2 separate regions of the Homo sapiens genome follow, and region 2 is linked to region 1. A link is a loop called in an ENCODE intact Hi-C map of the cell type or tissue named here. Cell type or tissue: mammary epithelial cell. All regions are shown on one strand. Each heading gives the region's core, and the rest is flanking DNA. Links, peaks and the distances in the headings are about the cores only.

Region 1 (5,000 bases), core at 1-5,000:
GGCACCTAGTGGGTAGAGGCCAGAGATGCTATTAAACATCTTTACATGCACAGGACAGCCCCCCATAACAAAGAATTATTCAGTCCAAAATGTCAATAGTGCCAAGGCTGAGTAACCCTGACCTATTGCTTCCTAAATGATGGAAATCACCTGGTGAATATGAATTTTAAAAGGTGATTAAGTTGAATTCTGTCTATAGCTTTTGCTTATTTAGTAGGATCTGGTAAAACTATGTGAGTCAATCATGCTTTCAGAAATGAATTTCTAAATTTAATTTTCAAAGTATGCTGATGTTATTACAACACGATTGTATATCTCATTATCTCATAGGCCCACTAACTTGTAACAGAGTGAGAAAAAAGAAAATAGACTCTGAATATTTCAAATAAAAAAACTATGGGACAGGGCCGGGTGCGGTGGCTCACGCCTGTAATCCCAGCACTTTGGGAGTCCTAGGTGGACGGATCACGAGGTCAGGAGATCGAGACCATCCTGGCTAACACGGTGAAACCCCATCTCTACTAAAAGCACAAAAAAATTAGCCGGGCGTGGTGGTGGGCACCTGTAGTCCCAGCTACTCGGGAGGCTGAGGCAGGAGAATGGTGTGAACCCGGGAGGCGGAGCTTGCGGTGAGCCAAGATCATACCACTGCACTCCAGCCTGGGCAACACAGCAAGACTCCGTCTCCAAAAAAAAAAAAAAAAAAAAAACTATGGGACAAAGGTATTGGCCACCAATTGGAAATTCTGTAGCTGGAATAATAAAAACCTGAGGTAAGTAAAGATATCTACTGGAGGAACAATTCAAGGTTCTTATTTAAGGGTGAGGCACATCTGATATATTAATCTAGGGGTGGCAAACTACAGCCAGAGAACCAAATCTGGCCAACCGCCTGTTTTGGTTTGTTTTACTGCCACACAGCCACGCTCAACTGTGTAGGTATTATCTCTCGATGCTTTGGTGCTTGCTACAACAGCAGAGGTGGGAAGCTGCTGCAGAGACAGAATTGCACACAAAGCCTAAACGATCACCTCTGGCCCTTTCTAGGGAAAATGTCCCAACCCATGTGTCATAAGTTCAAGGGAGATGACCTGAAGGGGGCTGGGTTTAGAGATGACTAATTCCAGGCTCCCTCAGAGCAGTGGCTCTCCAAAGGTGGTCATCAGCATTGCAAAGCCAGTGTCATCAGCATTACCTAAAAGCTTACTAAATACACACTATCCTTTCACAAGAATATTAATTAGGACAAAAGTAATCAAATATCTTCCCAGACAGACATAACCATGCAGATATTTAACAACAGCATATACATAAGGCACGAAAAAGCCATTTCCACTGAAAATGAATAAAGGATAGTTGGCTAGGTAGAACCCTGTGTACGGTTTCCAGGAAAGATTTATATTTACCTAGGTAAAGCCATTTCTTTCAGAATCTTTTGTGTAAAAAGACCATGAACCAGATACTATAAATATTGTGGAAGTCTGTATTTGCTTTTAGGATCCAGACTTTCAATTTGCATAAGAAAATTATTTTGGTTATTTTAAGTCCCTATACCTGCCAAAATAACTGGAAAATAATTTGCTTGATACACAGATATGGAAAAGTAGTTACTTTCAGTTGCTTGTTTTATCATCATACTCAAGAGATGACAAAAAGAAGCTTTCGATTCAAAGACATGGTCTTTGGATACTAGTGTGGATAAAAACATTTTCCCTAAACCTGACTGTTTTGACAGCATAAGAGTTAACAAAGCTCTTAGACCACAGGAAATAGGTGAGATGTAGTTGATGGATAAAACACAAGCTTAAATGGAGGGTCTACAGGAAATTCCAGCATTGTTCACTGTGATGTTCTATTTGTAACGTTAGGTCTGGACGCTCCAGGTTTGCAAGGTGATAATGTTGGTCATTAGTACATAAGAATTCAATATACTTATATTCTTAAGCAACATGTGGAAACACATCCTACAGCACGTTGGCCTTTTAAAGCGTCTTTGAAATGGCTTCATTACTCAATGCCAAGGTTTCCAACAGCTGGTAAGAAGGAACTGAAAATAGCATTCAGAGCTCCCCCTACCCTGTGCCAATGACAGTGACCACCTGATATTAGCACCACGTATGATGGGCTAAGGACAGCTACACTTGAAGGCCCTCATCAAGGAAAAGTATTTTCTAGAACACAGGGTGACTGCCCAATAAATAAGGGATTGGTTATGTCTAAGTCATGGTGAAGCATGCGACCTGTCCATCTAGCTTTTGACACAGCAGTAGCCACTTATAGACCATCCACTCCTTTTTTTCTTTTTTTGTTTTTAGGAGACAGCATATTGTTCTATCACCCAGGCTGGAGTGCAGTGGCGTGATCATGACTCACTGCAGCCTTGTGACTCTTGACTTCCTGGGCTCAAGTGATCCTCCTGCCTTAGCTGAGACTATAGGCACACACCATCACACCAGGCTAATGTCCACTCCTTCTTAACAAACGGCCTTACAATTTCTGACATCCAATTGAATGGGCCTTTCATACCAACTTACTCCAAAAGAGCTGAAGAGCAACGAAGGAAACCCAAAAAAACCTTGCCAGACCACAATCTTCAAAATAAATGCTCACAGTGCCCTCTAGTGGATACTTTTTGTCATTAGCTTTGAGATAGCCTGCTTGATTTTACTGAAGTCCAATCTGAGTAACTAGATTTAGTGTCCCAGCAGCAGGGGAGAGACTCTTGTTACCCAGTAAATGGACAGAAGATGAGTTCAGGAAGCCTTCCCAGAGGGTTGAATCTAAATAAGTTGAATCTTACAAGAAAAGTAGGAATAAAAGAGGCACCACACATGTAAACACCCAGAGGAAGAGAACTGTATGTGGGTGGGGTAGAGGAATAGCACTACACACCTGAGGGACCAGAAGCGAGAGAAACTCAAAGTTACCCTAAAGGCAATGGCTCCCAGTGGAGGAACTACAGAGGGTAAAGAAAATCTACTGGTGTTTTAGAAAGAATGTTTTGGTGGTCATGTGGAAACCAGATTAGAGATGACCAGACAGGAGGGTATAATGGTGACACAGATAAATGAATACAAAAAAAAAAATACTCAAAAATACTCAAAAGACATTTAGGAGTTACTAAGCCATCTGGATGTGGGAGAGGAAGATCTCTCTAAGATCTTTCTAAGGCTAGCCAAAGCCAAAAATGGGCTTGGCTTTGGCGGTCAAAATGGGTATCTTTTTAGATACCTTAAAAAACTCAGTCACCCAGGACAAAGCTGAGGATTCTTTATTTTTTATAAGTTTCAAAAATTTAAAGTCTAGATGAAAACTTCTCTGAAACATCCTAGATTTCTTGAATAGATATGCTCACGTTATGCTAAGGTTTGTAATATATTGTGCTAAAGTAGATGCAAAATGAAGCAAACACTATAGTGATCCTACTACACGGCAGACACTGCTGTACTAGGATTGTCTTATTCAATTTACTTAAGGTCTATGGTTATCTGATTCTACCGTTTAAGAAGCAGAAGCTAAGGAGACAACAAGTCAAACATACAGTTCTGGAAAATAAGTTATTAAACATATTTCTGATGTTCTATATGGGTACTGTCACCAGAGAAAGACTAGAAAAGGTTCTCTGGGATTTAGGTTTTACCACTGTGTATTAGATAGGCCATAATAATATATTGCATTATAACCTTCTTATCACTGTAGAAAGAACTGTCATCTTCAAAATAGGTTCTGCCTGACCTTTCCTCCTATTGCCACACTCTAAAGCTGCTCTTGGCCTTACAGGGTTATCATTCTGAGCTAAAGATAGTCATCTGTACCTAAGCAGTGACATTCTATGTGGAAAGCCATAAGACAAGGCTGCTTCATTGCGGACCTCTCCACCAGCAGGGTGTGTTGTTCCTGCCTGCACCGTTACTGCAAATCTCCCAAGGCAGTATACAGATATTGGAAAAAGGCTTTGCTGATTAGGCATGTGATCCTGGTAAGTTACTCAGCCTCTCTAAGCTTCATATGTAAAATGAAGATGCTGGAATCTAACTCACGTTGGCCTATAAAGACAAATACATCTGCCTGAATGTGCTAACTGCTCAGTAAATACCAGACATTAAGATCTTATTATCATCTCTACCTTTCCATCCCCTTTCATTTCTCAAACATGTCTTCTGTAGCTTCTCCTATTCTTATCAGTTAATCACGATTCTTTCTTCCTACACAATAAACAACCATGTATGCTTCTCACATTCATGGTTATTCTTCATCTTTTCATACCTCATGGTGGCTAAATTTCCACCATGAGTCAGATACACCCACACCAAACTACCATTTGGAAGTCTGAGCAACAAAAGGAAACAGGAATCAGTTCAAAGAATAACAGTAAGGTTACAATTAACAGGAGAAACCTAGACAGGACCAAAAAAGATAAATAAATAAAGAACAGAATAGAAAAGGTCTACATCTAAAAAAAAAAAAAAAAGAAATGCCTGATCAAACATTCTGAATCATAACCCAGAAATGAACAGAAACACTGATCAAATTTAAACAAAACAGGCAACTTAGAGCTGAGCAGCAACCTTCAGGGTTTACACCGTACATGAGAACCCAAACATATACTTTAAGCTTATGGTCTATTTCCCTCAGTATGGAAAGTAATTGATGGAGATATGCTTCTCCCTCAATCCCACTGGCATTAAGCTATTTATTTTTGACAAATGCACTTACCAGAAGGCAGAATCAATTCCATGGTTTCATCATCATATTCCAAGTTCTTTTCTGAGGGCAACTCCTCAGCCTTATTGGGGTCCTCCCCTTCCTTGTGATCTGGATAGCTACTCCTATAACAGAGAAATTGCACTAATAAATAGACTAATATCTCAAATTGAACTAAAAGACATAAACTCATTTGCAAATGTGGCAAACTTCCTAAGCTACCTAAAAGGGAGAGGGGAGGAAGCAGCTGTAGGAACTACCAGCTAAAAGGTTTTGGGAGAAAACAACTCGTTAGC
Region 2 (10,937 bases), core at 2,498-7,497, 120 kb before region 1:
TCTCTTCCCATTCTCACTGATGTTCCAATCATTCTCTGAGAGAGATCTTGGTCAGGCTATAGCAGATCTGAGCCAGGCCTCAGCACGGGTGGAGAGTAAGTTTCATGTACAAAAGGGCTTAGCAAGTATCTGTTGCTACAGAATTAATTTAGTTCGAGAAGTTGCTTCATATTGATTGTCGCCCATTGCCTTAAAACTCAATGAAATCTCTACCAAACTTGATATACCCTACTACATAGCAAAATAGAATCCAACATAAGGTTTCCTTCATTTCCTGTTCATTTAGATCAAGGCTTCTTAAACTCTTGTATACTATGAAACCCTCTGGCATTTTGGTGAAGTCTGTGCACCCAGATTAATACTTTGGGGGTTTTGTAAATATAAAACACAATAAACGGTATTGTAGAGGAAACCAATAATATGGAAATATCAGTAGTGAAATATTTTTAAATAAATGTGTAACACTCTGGGTTTCCGGTGTGGCATGTAAGGCGCTTAGAAGCCACCACTCCATCTTAGCAACAAGTAAAAAGCTGAACTTTTTACTTTTTACAGATTGAGTATCAACAACTCTCCTTCGATTTGTTGAAGAAGCAAGGTCACAGGGAAAACCGCTTCCCCCAAAATTGGAGAGACAGACAGCCTAACACAGAGAATCACAACTGAGATTCCAGAGTAGGAACCGATGACCAAAAACTTTTGCAAGAACCAGGACAAAAGCAGGAAAACTATAATTGTAATTGATGAACTGCTAGAGGCTCCGTGTGGACAAGTCAGAGAGTTACAAACTCCAGTGGAACCCAGTCATAGTTGGCCCCCCACACTTCTGTGGGTCTTACCTCCAGGAGTTCTACCAGGTCCTCACAGTGAATATCAGAGAAAAATCTTCTCATGCTTCCAGCTGGGGAGGATAAAAATTGCCATTCTGAAATACACTATAATATTTTGTTCTTAACAAGGCCTGCCCTTAGAAGAATCTGTCTCACCAGAGCCTAACCTGCTGGGGTTTTATTAGAGCCTAGCTGACCAGGGGGAAGAAAAATACCAAACTCCAGCCCCCTCTATCCATTCTGTCCCATCTAAGGAAGAATAAAACTGAGAAGCACTGGTGAATTCACAGTCCCAGACACAGGTTCACCAAAAGACTGAGACCTACTCATAAAACTGTAGAATGCTTCCCCTCTCCAATACCTTGCCACCATACAACTAAAGGCCTACTTGGCAGAATTCCTTTCTACCAGTAACTCATGTCCAGATTATAACAAAAAATGACAAAGCACACTAAAAGGCAAAAAAAAAATCACTGTTTGAAGACGCTGAACAAGCTTCGGAACCAGAATCAGATATGGCAGGGATGTTTGAATTATCAAAATGGTAATTTAAAACAACTATGATGGGTATGCTAAGAGATCCAGTGGAAAAAGTAGACAACATGCAAGAACAGATGGATAATAAGAAGAAAGATGGAAACTCTAAGAAAGAATCAGAAAGAAATGCTGGACGTCAAAAACACTATAAGAGAAATGCAGAATGCCTTTAACGGGCTTTTAGTAGACTGGGCATGGCTAGGAAAAGAATCTCTGAACTTCAGGCTAAGAAAATATAAAGGTCCAAAACTGAAAAACAGAGAAAAAAGAACAAAGTATCCAAGAACTGTGGAATAATGACAAAAGTTATACATGTTAAGAAGACCAGAAGAAGAAAGACAGAAACAGAAACAATATTTGAACCAATAATAACTGAGAAAATTAATGTCAGATACCAAACCACAGATCCAGAAAGCTCAGAGGACACCAAGGAGGATGTATACCAAACAAACAAAAAACAGAAAACTTTACATCTAGGCATATGCTGTTCAAACTCTAGAAAACCAAAGATAAAGAGAAAAAAAAAAAAACTCCTAAAAGAAGCCAGAAGGAGGAAAAAAACCATTACCTGTAGAGAAACAAAGACAAAATTACATCCAATTTCTCCTCAAAAGCCAGGCAAGTGAGAGACCATGGAGTGAAATGTTTAAAGTATTGAGAGAAAAAAAAAAAAAAAAAAACCTAAAATTCTGTACTCTGAAAAATTATCCTTCAAAAGTGAAGGAGAAATAAAGTATTTCTCAAACAAACAAAAATTAAGGGAATTTATTGCCAGTAAACTTGCCTTGTAAGACTTGTTAAAAGTTTTTCAGAGGAAGGAAAATTATATTGGTCAGAAATTCAGACCCACATAAGAAAAGAATATCAGCATTGGAGAATAAATAAGTGAAGATAAAATACAAAATTTTATTTCTTTTTTTCTTCTTTCTTGTTTTTTTTTTTTTTTGAGATGGTGTCTTGCTCTGTTGCCCAGGTTGCAGCGCAGTGTCACAATCTTGGCTCACTGCAACCTCCACCTCCCCGGATCAAGCAATTCTCCTGCCTCAGCCTCCCAAGCAGCTGGAACTACAGCTGCATGCCACCATGCCCAGCTAATTTTTTGTATTTTTAGTAGAGATGGGGTTTCACCGTGTTAGCCTGGATGGTCTCAATCTCCTGACCTCGTGATCCGCCGGCCTCGGCCTCCCAAAGCTCTGGGATTACAGGCGTGAGCCACTGCGCCCGGCTTTCTCTCTCTTTTTTTTTTTGTTTTTTTGTTTTCTTGGTTTATTTTTGTTTTTTTTGAGACTGTCTTGCTCTGTCACCCAGGCTGGAGTGCAGTAGCATGATCTTGGCTCACTGCAACCTCCGTCTCCTGGGTTCAAGTGATTCTCCAGCCTCAGCCTCCCAAGTAGCTGGGATCACAGGCATCCGCCACCATGCCTGGCTAATTTTTATATTTTTAGTAGAGACAGGATTTCTCCATGTTGCCCAGGCTGGTCTTGAACTCCTGAGCTCAAAATGATCCCCCTGCCTCGGCCTCCCGAAGTACTGGGATTACAGGCATGAGACACTGCACCTGGCCCAAAATTCTATTTTTCTTATTCTTAGTTGATCTAACAGATGACAATTTGTTCAAAATAATAATACCAACAATGCATTCAACTATGTATGCTTATGTACAAGTGAAATGAATGACAACGATGATACAAGGAACTGGAGAGAAGAATTGAAGAAATTTTATTATTATAAGGTATTTGCACTACCCATGAAGTGGTATAGTGCTATTTGACGATTGACTTGGATTAGCTGTTAAGTGTATACAGCAAACTATAGAGCAACTATTTGAAATGTTTTTTAAATATATTTGACATGCTAAGAAAGGAGAGAAAATGGAATCACACAGTGCTCAATTAAAACCATAAAAGGCAGAATAAGTGTGAAAGACAAAAATAGGAACAAAGAACAAGGGCAACAAATGCGAAAGCAAAAAATATGGTAGATATTAATCCAACTATATCACTAATTACTTTAAATGCCAGTGGTCTAAATGCACCAAATAGAAGACAGATATTCTTAGAATAGAAAACAAAAATAAACAAACAAAAAAAAAACAAGACCAACTATATGTTGTCAATAAGAAATCTACTTCAAATATAAAGACACTTACGAATTAAAAGTAAGGTAATGACTGGCCAGGCGCGGTGTCTCATGCTTGTGATCCCAGCATTTTGGGACACTGAGGCTGGTGGATTGCTTGGGTTCAATCATTTGAGACCAGCCTAGGAAGCATGGAGAAACCCCGTCTCTACAAAACATACAAAAATAGCTGGGCATGGTGGCATGTTCCTGTGGTTCCAGCTACTCCAGAGGCTAAGGTAGGAGAATACGTTCCCTGAGAGGTCGAGCCTGCAGTGAACTGTGATTGTGCCACTGCACTTCAGCCTGGGCAACAGAGCAAGACCTTGTCTCAAAAAAAAAAAAAAAGTAAAGTAATAGAGAAAAATGTGCCAAACACTAATCAAAACAAAGTAGGTGTAGCTATATTAATTTCAGACAAAGCAGACTTCAGAGCAATTAATTTTATCAGGGATAAGGAAGGCCATTATCCAAGTGTGGTGGCTCACACCTGTAATCCCAGCACTTTGGGAGGCCAAGATGGGCAGATCACTTGAGGTCAGGCTGGTGAAACCCTGGCCAACATGGTGAAACAGGCATGAGACACTGCACCTGGCCCAAAATTTTATTTTTCTTGTTCTTAGTTGATCTAACAGATGACAATTTGTTCAAAATAATAATAGCAACAATGCCTTGCCAACATGGTGAAACCCTGTCTCTATAAAAATACAAAAATTAGCCAGGGGTGGTTGCGCATGCCTGAAATCCTAACTATGGGGGAGGCTGAGGCAGAAGAATCACTTGAACCTGGGAGGCAGAGGTTGCAGTGTGCCGAGATCATGCCACTGCACTCCAGCCTGGGTGACAGTAAGACTCCATCTCAAAAAAAAAAAAAAAGGCCATTACATAAAAATAAAGGCGTCAATATTCCAAAAAGAAATGGCAATTCTTAAAGTGTATGCACTTAACAATCCAGCATCCAAATTCATAAGGTAAAATGAGAAATAAATAAATCTAATATACTTGGACACTTCACAATACCCCTATCAAAAATGGACAGCAGGAGGCAGAAAATCACTAAGAATATAATTGAATTTAAAGGCATCATCAAACAATTGGATATAATTGACATCTGTAGATTACTCCATTCAATAACAGCAGATTACACAGTCTCCTCAAGCTCATATGGAACATTCAACAAGATAGGCCATATCCTGGGCCATAAAACACACCATCACAAATTTAAAAGAATAGGACTCATACATCTGCTCTCAGAAAACAATGGAATTAAACTAGATATCAACAACAGAATGATAGCTGGAAAATCCCCAAATGCTTGTAGATTAAATGATGCACTTCTAAATTACACATTTGTCAAAGGAGAAACCTCAACAGAAATGTTAAAATATTTTCAACTAAAATAAAATACAACTTACCAAAATTTGTGGATGCAGTGAAAGCAGTGCTTAGAGAGAAATATATGCATGGAACACATATGTTAAAGAAAGGTCTAAAATCACTAATAAAACTTTCTACCTTAGGAAACTAGAAAAAGAAGAGCAAATTAAATCCAAAGTAAGCAGAAGAAATAATAAAAATTAGAGCAGAACTTAATGTAATTGGAAACACAAAATCAGTAGACAAAATCAACAAAACAAAAAAGGTTGATTCTTTGGGGAAAAAAATGGATAAAATCAATAAGCCTCTAGCCAAGCTTACAAAGAAAAAAAGAAAGAGAAGACACAAATTGCTAATATCAGTAACGGAACAGGTGACATCACTACCAATTCCATGGACATTAAAAGGTTAACAAAGAAATATTATGAACAAACCTATGCCCACAAATTTGACAACCTTAATGAAATGAACCAATTCCTTGAAAGACACAATTTACCAAAACTCGTACAAAAGTAGACAAAATGAATAGGCCTATACCTATTAAGTTGAATCAATAATTTATAACTTTCCAAAACAGAAAGCTCCAGGCCCAGATGGGTTCGGTGGTGAATTCTACCAAAGATTTAAAAATATATTTACCAATTCTCTAAAATCTCTTTTAGAATATAGAAGCAGAGGAAATACTTTCTAATTCATTCTATATGACCAACATTAGTGTAATACCAAAACCAGACAAAGACATTACAAGAAAAGAAAAGTGCGTGCCAGTATTTCTCACAAGCATAGGTGCAAAAAGCCTTAACAAAATACTGAAGCATATTCTACAATGTATAAAAATAATTATTACCACGTGGGATTTATCCCAGGTATGCATGGCAGGTTTAACATTAGAATATCCAGTTAATGTAATATACCACATCAATAGGCTAAAGAAGAAAAATCACATTATGTCAATCAGAAAAAACATTTAACAAAATACAACACCCATTTATGATTTTTAAAAAAACTCTCAGAAAACTAGGAACACAGGAGAACTTCCTCAACTTGGTAAAGAACAACTACAAAAAATCTTAAGCTGACATCATACTGAGTGGTGAGAATCTTGAGGCTTTCCCGCTAAGATCAAGAATAAGGCAAGGATACTCCCTCTCACCACTGTTTTCAACATCATATTGGAAGTCCTAACTGATACAAAAAGACAAAACAAAGAAATAAAAGGCATACAGATTAAAAAGAAGAAATAACACTGTCTTTATTTGCAGGTAACATGATCATCTATGTAGAAAGTCCAAAAGAATTGACAAAAACACTCCTGGAACTAATAAGCAATTACTGTGAGGTTGCAGAATGTAAGACTAATATTAAAAAGTTAATTGCTTTCCTGTATACAATCATCCCTTGGTATCCATAGGAGACTGGTTCCAGGACCCCATGAAGATACCAAAATGTGCCAATGTTCCAGTTCCTTATATAAAATGACATAATATTTGCATTTAACCTATGCACATCTTTCCATATACTTTGTTATCTCTAGATTACCTATAACTTAATACAATACAAGTGCCAGGAAAATAGTTGTTGTACTGCATTGTTTTTTATTTGTACTATTTTCATTGGTATATTGTTATTATTATTATTGGGTTTTTGTTTTTCAGATTTTTTTATCCACTGTTGGTTGAGTCTGCAGATGTGAAAACCCACAAATATAGAGGGTTGACTGTACTAACAATGGACAAGTGGAAATTGAAATTTAAAACACATTACCATTTATGTTAGCATCCCCAAAAAAATAAATCCTTAGGAATAAATCTAACAAAATATGTACAAGATCTATAAGAGGAAAACTACAAAACTCTGACAACACAATATTGAAAGAGAAAGACAAACTTGAAGGATTGACACTTTCCCACTTCAAGACTTACTATATAGCTACACTAATCAATACAGTGTGGCCAAAAATAGGCAAACAGATCAATAGAACAGAACAGAGAGCCCAAAAACAGACACACACAAATATAGTCAACTGGTCTTTGACTATATAGGAGCAAAGACAATACGATGAAGCGAAGGCAATACAATGGAGCAAAGAAAGTCTTTTCAACAAATGTTTCTGGAACAACTGGGAATCGATGTGCAAAAAAAAAAAAAGAATCTAGACACAAACTTTACACCCATCACAAAAATTAACCCAAAATGGATCATAGACCTAAGTGTAAAACACAAAGCTATAAAACTCCTAGAAGATAATATAAGACCTTGGGTAAGGCAATGACTTTTTAGCTAGAACACCAAAGCCACGATCCATGAAAAAAAGAGTTGATAAGCTGGACTACATTAGAACTTAAAATTTCTGTTCTGTGAAAGACAATGGGAAGTGAATAAGAAGAAAAGCTGCAGACTTGGAGAAAATATTTGCAAAAGATATATGTAATAAAGGACTGTTATCTAACATAGTCATAGAACTCTTAAAACTCAACAATAAGAAACAACTGGATTGAAAAAGACCTGAAGGGCAAAAGACCTGAAGGAACACCTCACTAAAGAAGATATACAGATGACAAGTAAGTATATGAAAAGGTGTTCAATATCATGTGTCATTAGGGAATTGCAAATTAAAGCAATAATGAGATACCATTACACATCTATTAGAATGGCCAAAATCGAAAACACTGACACCACCAAATGCTAGTGAAGGTGTGGAGAAACAGGAACTCTCATTCATTGATAGTGGGAATGCAAAATGCCACTTCAAAAGACAGTTTGGTAGTGTCTCACAAAACTAAACATAGTCTTACTATATGATGCAGCAAGCATGTCCCTTGGTATTTGCCTAATGAATTGAAAACTTATGTTCACACAAAAACTTGCACACAAATGTTTATAGCATCTTTATTCATAATTGACAACATTTGGAAGCAACCGTGACTCCTTCAATAGGTGAATAGATAGATAAACTGTGGCACATCCAAACAATGAAATATTATTCAGCATTAAACAGAAATGAGCTATCAAAACATAAAAAGACATGGAAGAAACTTAAATGGATATTACTAAGTGAAAGAAGCAAATCTGAAAAGGCTACATACTGTATGATTCCAACTATATGATGTTCTGGAAAGACATATCTGTGAAGACTATAAAAAGACCAGTGGTTGCCAGGGTTTAGTGGGAAGAGAGGGAAGAGTACAGGCAGAGCACAAAGATTTTAGGGCAGTGAAACTTCTGTATGATACTTCAGTGATGGATACACACCATTATACATTTGTCCAAACCTGTAGAATGTACATCAAGGGTGAAGACTCATGTAAACTATGGACTTTGTGTGATAATGGTGTATCAATGTAAGTACATCAATTTTAACAAATGTACCACCCAGGTGCAGGATGTCCATAGCAGAGGAGGTTGTACATGTGTGGGGGTATGGGGCATATGGGAACTCCTTAAACTTTCCACCCAATTTTTCTGTAAACTTAAAACTGGTCTGAAACAATAAAAATAAATAGTTTTTTAAATTAAAAAAATACTAGTTTTAAAAATAAATTCATGATAGAGCAATGTATATGCTTCTTTATTAACATGATAATCACAAGTCTAATAACAAAAATTTCAGTGTACTAATGACTATCAACAGTATTTTAAGATATTTGTAACAAATGTAATATTGTATAAACTTGTCTGTGATTTCTATTGGTGATAAAGTCACAAGTAAAGCTAATACTACTGTGATTGTTGCTTATATTTATAATAAAAGGAAATGCTACATTTTGGCTAGAGGTTAATAAAAATAAAGATATAGGCTATTACCTCGGGGAGGAGCCAAGATGGCCGAATAGGAACAGCTCCGGTCTACAGCTCCCAGCGTGAGCGACGCAGAAGACGGTGATTTCTGCATTTCCATCTGAGGTACCGGGTTCATCTCACTAGGGAGTGCGAGACAGTGGGCACAGGTCAGTGGGTGCGCGCACCGTGTACGAGCCGAAGCAGGGCGAGGCATTGCCTCACTTGGGAAGTGCAAGGGGTCAGGGAGTTCCCTTTCCGAGTCAAAGAAAGGGGTGAGGGACGGCACCTGGAAAATCGGGTCACTCCCACCCGAATACTGCGCTTTTCCGACGGGCTTAAAAAACGGCACATCATGAGATTATATCCCACACCTGGCTCGGAGGGTCCTATGCCCACGGAGTCTCGCTGATTGCTAGCACAGCAGTCTGAGATCAAACTGCAAGGCGGCAGCGAGGCTGGGGGAGGGGCGCCCGCCATTGCCCAGGCTTGATTAGGTAAACAAAGCAGCCGGGAAGCTCGAACTAGGTGGAGCCCACCACAGCTCAAGGAGGCCTGCCTGCTTCTGTAGGCTCCACCTCTGGGGGCAGGGCACAGACAAACAAAAAGACAGCAGTAACCTCTGCAGACTTAAATGTCCCTGTCTGACAGCTTTGAAGAGAGCAGTGGTTCTCCCAGCACGCAGCTGGAGATCTGAGAACGGGCAGACTGCCTCCTCAAGTGGGTCCCTGACCCCTGACTCCCGAGCAGCCTAACTGGGAGGCACCCCCCAGCAGGGGCACACTGACACCTCACACGGCAGGGTATTCCAACAGACCTGCAGCTAAGGGTCCTGTCTGTTAGAAGGAAAACTAACAAACAGAAAGGACCTCCACACCAAAAACCCATCTGTACATCACCATCATCAAAGACCAAAAGTAGATAAAACCACAAAGATGGGGAAAAAACAGAACAGAAAAACTGGAAACTCTAAACAGCAGAGCGCCTCTCCTCCTCCAAAGGAACGCAGTTCCTCACCAGCAACAGAACAAAGCTGGATGGAGAATGACTTTGATGAGCTGAGAGAAGAAGGCTTCAGACGATCAAATTACTCTGAGCTACAGGAGGACATTCAAACCAAAGGCAAAGAAGTTGAAAACGTTGAAAAAAATTTAGAGGAATGTATAACTAGAATAACCAATACAGAGAAGTGCTTAAAGGAGCTGATGGAGCTGAAAACCAAGGCTCGAGAACTACATGAAGAATGCAGAAGCCTCAGGAGCCGATGCGATCAACTGGAAGAAAGGGTATCAGCAATGGAAGATGAAATGAATGAAATGAAGCAAGAAGGGAAGTTTAGAGAAAAAAGAATAAAAGGAAACGAACGAAGCCTCCAAGAAATATGGGACTATATGAAAAGACTAAATCTACGTCTGATTGGTGTACCTGAAAGTGATGGGGAGAATGGAACCAAGTTGGAAAACACTCTGCAGGATATTATCCAGGAGAACTTCCCCAATCTAGCAAGGCAGGCCAACGTTCAGATTCAGGAAATACAGAGAACGCCACAAAGATACTCCTCGAGAAGAGCAACTCCAAGACACATAATTGTCAGATTCACCAAAGTTGAAATGAAGGAAAAAATGTTAAGGGCAGCCAGAGAGAAAGGTCGGGTTACCCTCAAAGGGAAGCCCATCAGACTAACAGCGGATCTCTTGGCAGAAACCCTACAAGCCAGAAGAGAGTGGGGGCCAATATTCAACATTCTTAAAGAAAAGAATTTTCAACGCAGAATTTCATATCCAGCCAAACTAAGCTTCATAAGTAAAGGAGAAATAAAATACTTTACAGACAAGCAAATGCTGAGAGATTTTGTCACCACCAGGCCTGCCTTAAAAGAGCTCCTGAAGGAAGTGCTAAACATGGAAAGGAACAACCGGTACCAGCCGCTGCAAAATCATGCCAAAATGTAAAGACCATCAAGACTAGGAAGAAACTGCATCAACTAATGAGCAAAATAACCAGCTAACATCATAATGACAGGATCAAATTCACACCTAACAATATTAACTTTAAATGTAAATGGACTAAATGCTCCAATTAAAAGACACAGACTGGCAAATTGGATAAAGAGTCAAGACCCAACAGTGTGCTGTATTCAGGAAACCCATCTCATGTGCAGAGACACACATAGGCTCAAAATAAAAGGATGGAGGAAGATCTACCAAGCAAATGGAAAACAAAAAAAGGCAGGGGTTGCAATCCTAGTCTCTGATAAAACAGACTTTAAACCAACAAAGATCAAAAGAGACAAAGAAG

Evidence for each region. Hi-C counts contacts between places; a loop is a spot of excess contacts. Peaks named below come from ENCODE experiments on the same cell type or tissue, not always from the same donor. Only the 100,000 strongest peaks of a DNase experiment are listed, where the experiment ranks them.
Region 2: a loop joins it to region 1, with 13 times the contacts of the local background. A loop is called at or near these places in 10 of 110 quality-filtered maps.

The regions. Positions count from the first base shown.
Region 1 is chr5:16,453,801-16,458,800 of GRCh38, forward strand. ZNF622 (zinc finger protein 622) reads right to left here. Exons shown (of 6, transcript NM_033414.3): 4 at 4,717-4,829. Among named protein-coding and RNA genes, the nearest start is that of ZNF622, 9.5 kb to the right of the region's middle. In mammary epithelial cell, for the core only: CTCF peaks have their summits at 6 (motif pointing left), 2,616 (motif pointing left) and 3,885; a DNase peak (open chromatin) is centred at 2,401; H3K27ac peaks cover 1,746 bases.
Region 2 is chr5:16,326,742-16,337,678 of GRCh38, forward strand. No RefSeq gene overlaps it. Among named protein-coding and RNA genes, the nearest start is that of LINC02150, 110 kb to the right of the region's middle. RefSeq lists an enhancer at 8,873-9,420. In mammary epithelial cell, for the core only: a CTCF peak has its summit at 4,510 (motif pointing right); no DNase peak of the experiment used is centred there.